Linked DNA regions of Mus musculus: region 1 is linked to region 2. A link is a loop called in an ENCODE intact Hi-C map of the cell type or tissue named here. Cell type or tissue: gastrocnemius. All regions are shown on one strand. Each heading gives the region's core, and the rest is flanking DNA. Links, peaks and the distances in the headings are about the cores only.

Evidence for each region. Hi-C counts contacts between places; a loop is a spot of excess contacts. Peaks named below come from ENCODE experiments on the same cell type or tissue, not always from the same donor. Only the 100,000 strongest peaks of a DNase experiment are listed, where the experiment ranks them.
Region 1: a loop joins it to region 2, with 3 times the contacts of the local background. A loop is called at or near these places in 7 of 42 quality-filtered maps.

What each region holds. Positions count from the first base shown.
Region 1 is chr4:99,765,234-99,768,047 of GRCm38, reverse strand. It overlaps Itgb3bp (integrin beta 3 binding protein (beta3-endonexin)), which reads left to right. Exons shown (of 9, transcript NM_026348.4): 9 at 472-642. Among named protein-coding and RNA genes, the nearest start is that of Alg6, 51 kb to the right of the region's middle. In gastrocnemius, for the core only: a CTCF peak has its summit at 1,068; a DNase peak (open chromatin) is centred at 1,082.
Region 2 is chr4:99,659,600-99,662,415 of GRCm38, reverse strand. No RefSeq gene overlaps it. Among named protein-coding and RNA genes, the nearest start is that of Foxd3, 4.7 kb to the right of the region's middle. In gastrocnemius, for the core only: a CTCF peak has its summit at 1,226 (motif pointing left); DNase peaks (open chromatin) are centred at 1,221 and 1,986; H3K4me3 peaks cover 1,613 bases; H3K27ac peaks cover 813 bases.

The DNA of each region.
Region 1 (2,814 bases), core at 1-2,500, 110 kb before region 2:
TCAGGCAACACGGACAGTTGTCAGGCTCAGACAGTCAGATGGCTCAGCAGCAGAGAGTGTAAGACAGCAAGTGTCTCAAGAATGCCTTAGAATGTGTGGTTACCACGAAGGAGGGGTACTGCCACTACCTGTTGTACCATAACAGAAATCTTACCAAGTTTTCTGCTTGGTCCTGGATATGACCTCAAAATATTTTTCAGTAATTCTCCCAACAACCAGAGTTGACTAATGAAAACTTTTTTTTTTTGTAGTGTAGTGTCTGGTATAAGAAAAAAATAGCTTTTTAAAATCCAAAGATGTTCAATGCCATCTCTACTACCTAGTTATGACCCTGTACATGCCCTAGGTTCATTTCCTATGTGACTGTAAGTGGGGATTGCGATACTACTTTGTAAGAGTAAATTGAACGATTAGCCTATCTAGTATCTCCTTTATGATAACATTTTAATGAGAGCTTTTTCTCCTTTATAGTGTTACCTTCAAGTCTGACAACTGTCAACCTACCTGGATACTAGTCAAGCCGTAAGAATGCAGACCAGCCTGAAGTAAAGAGTCAGTGAAAGACTGTCACATTTGCAACCTTTCTTAAAAGACGATATGCTGAGTATTCTAAATAGGAAAAAAATAAAGGCATCCACCGTGTGCTGCCTTTGTGTGCAAAAATCTGTGTATATGCCTGTATGTATGCTTATGAGTTCAGGTATATATTTACCATGGCATATGTATGGAGCTCAGAGGACAACCTCAGGTATCAGTGTGTTTTCTATATTAAGACAAGGTCTCTTGTTCAAATATATACACCAATTTAGCTGGCCTGTGAGCTTCCAGTGAGGACTGGGAGCCTATGTGCGTGCTACTGCCTCTGTCTGGCTTCATATGTGTTCTAGCAATCAAATGCAGGTTCCCACACATAGCCATCCCCCAAGCTCACCACTGTGCATGATTTCTAACAGCTGATTGAAAACAAAGGAAAGAGCCACATGCTTGCAGGAAGGTTTCAGTCCGCAGTTGCCACTATCTTCCCTGACACAGTGCTCCTAAGTCTAAATGAGATTCCCTGTCACCACTAGGAGTCCCCAGTTGGACACAGTGAATAGGAATCTGTCATAGTCACCACACCCTGCTTCTTGGCAGCTGTTGAAGGAAGCACCTGCTGGAAGCCCCTTAAGGCATGTAGACAAAGGCATCTAAATTGTGTTTTCAGTGGGTCACACTGGAGTATCAAAATTCTCTCAAATGGGTTTCTCATATTTCTTTACACAAAGTAAAGAATGCTGTCAGAATAGCCAGATGAATTTGTGAAGGTAAACCTTGCTCAGAAGACTCAAAAATAAGCAAATGGGAGCTTATCAACGTCTAAAGCAAGGACCAAATTACATAGCAAATAACATTTAAATCACTCCTTAAGTGATGTATGAGATGTATGTTAATTTGGAAATTTGTGATGATGTAATAACTCTCTATCCCAAAGGCACTTAGAAGAAATGCGCTCACTATGAACAGTGCCTGCATCTGCCTGATCATATTTAAAGGCACAGAAGAACGTGTGTAATTAATCTGCCCAGTAAATACCAACTTCGAGCACTAGGCAGGTGCAAGTCTAGATAAAATTTCTTGCAGCTAATTTAAACTTTCGGCACACACCAGTAGCTAATCTCAATGTAAATAATACATTTCTCCTTCACTCTCTAATGTAAGCCTTGCAGTACAGGAGTCTTGACTTATATACTCTGTACCACATATGTTTCTATATACTTTTAACATTTCTGGCTAGAATTATGTCTCTATTTTTTTTAGAGTAAAATACTTTACTGGAATTCACAATAAACCAGGTGAACCAGCAGCCAGCTTTCCCATGTACAGTTCCGGCTACCTATTAATTTACAGGTTATTTTATGTTAATGAAAATTTAGAAGTGTGTTGAGGAACTGGTGTCTTGGGTGTGTATTGTTCCATTCTAGGGACTATTGTCAATGCTTACTGAGGAAATTATTGTGAACATCTTAAGATTTCATACATTTAGGAAACACTGAAATGAACTATCAATATTGACATCTAAATATAAGTTGGTTTTGAAGTAAATTCAAACAAGAATGAATGTAAAGAAAATACCTTTACTATAGGGCAAATACATGGTCCCTTCCAGATATTTTTAAGCATTAGCTTAGATGTGTGATTCTCTGGTGTTTGTGTTACAACATGTGTACTGCCAGGATGGGGGTGAGGGGAGTCATCCCTAAAACATGGTTTCTAAAATGTTTATACCTGGTCTGAGCTGCAAGGAAAGAAATGCCTTGGCACTTGCACTACAGTTTGGCAAAAATACTCTAACATGTCACTTGATTCTATGACATTGTGAAAACAGAAGTCTTGTATGGAAATGTGAAACAAAAATCAAGGTTAAAAAGAACTCATTTTTCAATTAGAAACAATTCAGATTGATATATTAATTTTTTTAAGTTATTACTATACATGACATTGGCACTAAGTAGTAGTTCAACTATTCAAGCTAACTGCCTTCTAGGTTTTCAGGAACTATTTAAGCAAGGTTCTTTTTATATCTGTCTGCAAAATATAAAGAATACTTACTGATATGTCTTCAAATATAATGTTAATAATATAGTAATATAGATTGTTCTAACATTGAAAACTAGGGTGCAAGGCAAAACATTTTATAAAGTACCCTGAATTAGAGAATAAAGGGTTAAGAAGGGGGTTGGTTTCAAATGTGATGAGTTATGTGGGTATGACCTTAAGGAGGTTACTGTACGTTTGACTTCTTGGTGCACTGAGCATTTGCATGTCGGAACAGCT
Region 2 (2,816 bases), core at 7-2,506:
GAATAAGTGGCTGTAGGTGCCACCCAGCCAACAGTTAGAGGGCGACGAAGGAGGGTGGTCTTTTTAGGCGTTTTTGCGATGTGATTATCTTCAACTCGCCTCCGAAGCTAGGCCTGGAGCTAATGGGTTTCTGTCAGCGCAGGTCTTCCATTTCCCAACTTGCCCAGGTTAGTTAATGGAAGCAACCTCTTTAGTAGGAAAGGAGACTATAGCCCCTCAGCGGTGTGGATCTGAGGGTGGGTACTCTCCTCCCAGAGCACAGGCGTCCAGGACGATTTGAGACTGGAATCTTGGACAAGCCACTCTGAGCTGCCACAGGGTGCTGGGACTGGTTCTGTGACCCATCCTGGAAAACTCTTGCACATATGAAATCAAGACGCTCAAAACCAAGGCGAACACCTGGGTGTTTAGAGCAGCGTTGTTCCTCTGTCTAGAGACCATGGGGGCGGGAAAAGGAGAGAGATCGGTGTGACCGTGGGGCACTTCACAGTTTATACACCCCCCCCCCCGCCCTCAACTAACACAAACCTAATTCTGCAGGTAGAATCAAACAATTTGGGAGATTTAAAAAAACCAAAATCAAAACACAGGCTGCTTGGCCAAAGTTAAAGGATATACCTGGTTGGAATGCCTTCTGAGAGGCCTCTCTCACCTTGCTGCCTCCCCCACCCCCATCCCACCCCAACTATTTGGATCCTGCTGTAGCCTGCACCTCCCGGGACACAGGTGGAGTTGCATAGACTCATGTCTCTGTAGCTGGCTTTCTTTCAGTTCATTCTCTTCGGGTCAGTTCTCACGGCACTTGCTTTAAAACGCACCCCCTCCGCCTCCCCCCTCCCCCCCCCCCCCCCCCCGCTTTCCGTGCTCTCTTCGCTACTAAGGTTCTTCCCATAAAGTCGTGTAAAATAAATAACTTCAAATATAATTCTTAGTTGCTTCCGAGACAGTGTTTTCTCATCACTAAATTTCACTGTTTCATAATTTCTAGGACAAATTCGCCTCCAGACCCTATCCCTTTCAGGACACCGGCCAAGGATAGCAGCTTCTCAGAGATTCGACCTAGTAGTTCCAGGACCTGAGAATGAAGGATGGTGTCAGGGGGGGTTGGTTCAGAGCCTGGCTAGGAAAAGGTCTGGGGAGGGGTTGGGGGCGAGGGGTTTAGGTCTGGCATTGGAGCTTCAAAAACAGCTCGGGAGTTTTCCATCTGTTCGTCGCCCCCTACAGGCCACATCCGCCATCGCAGCTACATTCCGCTCAGCTAGTATGAGCATTTCACTTTTTTTTTTTTTTTTTTTTTCCCCTGAACCTTCAGAATCCTCCCTACATTCCCGCAAGGGACTGGGTGAGAGGCCTACTTGGGAACTCCACCCCGAGGTCACACTAGGAGTCCCAGGCTTCGAGAGTGAATTGAATGTCTGGAAATCCTTGCCTGAGGAAGCGAAGAATGAATGCTTAAATCGGAGTGTAACTAAAAGGCTAGCATCTTTCCTTTATACCCAACCTGTGTCCTTTATTTATTCCCTTTTTTTCTTTTAATTTCTCTTTTTTTAAAGCTGTAATAAAAAGCAGGTGGCAATCGCACTGTTTTAAAATCCCAGTTTTAGAGGGATTTCATCACCTTTTATCGCGTGTCTAAAAACATCAAACCTGTGTTTAAAGCTTGCTCCAACCTACTAAGTGCTTGAGTACATTTATCTACATTTAAAAAAAAAATTTCATCGTCTTCTCTAAATCTTCACCATTTAAACAGCGTAAGCTCAATTCTTTTCCAAGGGTATGGCTGGGCTCTACTTTCCCGGTATTACATCAGGACTTTCAATAAACACTGGCCGCTGGTGTTTGGGCATGAGATGTCCCATCCTCTAACTACACGGGGAAGAGGCTGTTGTTGATAGAGCGAAAGTGGCTGGAAGGAAAGTTGCCGTGGTTTCTACACCGCGCTGCCTAATGCGTCGCTGGAAAAGGCACTGCAGATCTCAAGCGGCAGCTTGTGTCCGAGTGTCAGGCTGCGTGCTCAGGCTCGGCCGGTATTGCTGCTATGCGCGGAAATATGAGCGAGTAATTTTATAAGTAACAAAGGATCAGGGATGGAATGAGGCCCCTGTTATCCAATGTCATTTAGAAGCCTTGGATCAGCAGCTTCTTGAGGCTAAAAGTGAATTCAAGAAGCCCTGCCTTTCTCTTTTCCCAGGGGTGCCAGCTAAATTTAGAAGTAACCTCTGTGTGTTTGCACAAATCGTGTACCATTTGCTGTTTGTGTAAAAACCGATTAGCCAGACACAACTGTGAAACAACTTGTGACTTTTATAGCTGCAACGCACAAACCAATTTAGATCCGTTTAGTTTTCCTTGTAAAAGGAGATTAGAAGGGACCCGCCCGAAGTAAAGCTCTCCTCGCCGAACGTTACAGTAGCTTCTTCAGCAGGGCTCATTATCGGGTTGTTTATCAAGTTAAAAACTCTCACCCCAGCAGCCTGTTTTATTTTAAGACTCCGCTTTCGGCGGAATGTTTACTCAGGACACAGCATTTATCATTTACCAGGAAAACAGAGTCGGTATATGCGAGGAAGTGTCTTTCAGAGCGACCCCCAAGCCCACGCCGGCCGCCGAGAAAAAGGCTCGGCTTCCGAGTGGGAAGCGAGGAGTGGACACGACTGCTGACATTGCTGGGTTTTACCGACAAGACGCTCGCAGGGTGGAATTGACATCGCTGCTACCTATGATTTCGGAGTTAAAAACTGATTTCGCATAAGTAATTGTAACAGCTAATTAATTACAAAATAATTAGAATTGATGCCGTTTGAGGGTATGCTGGT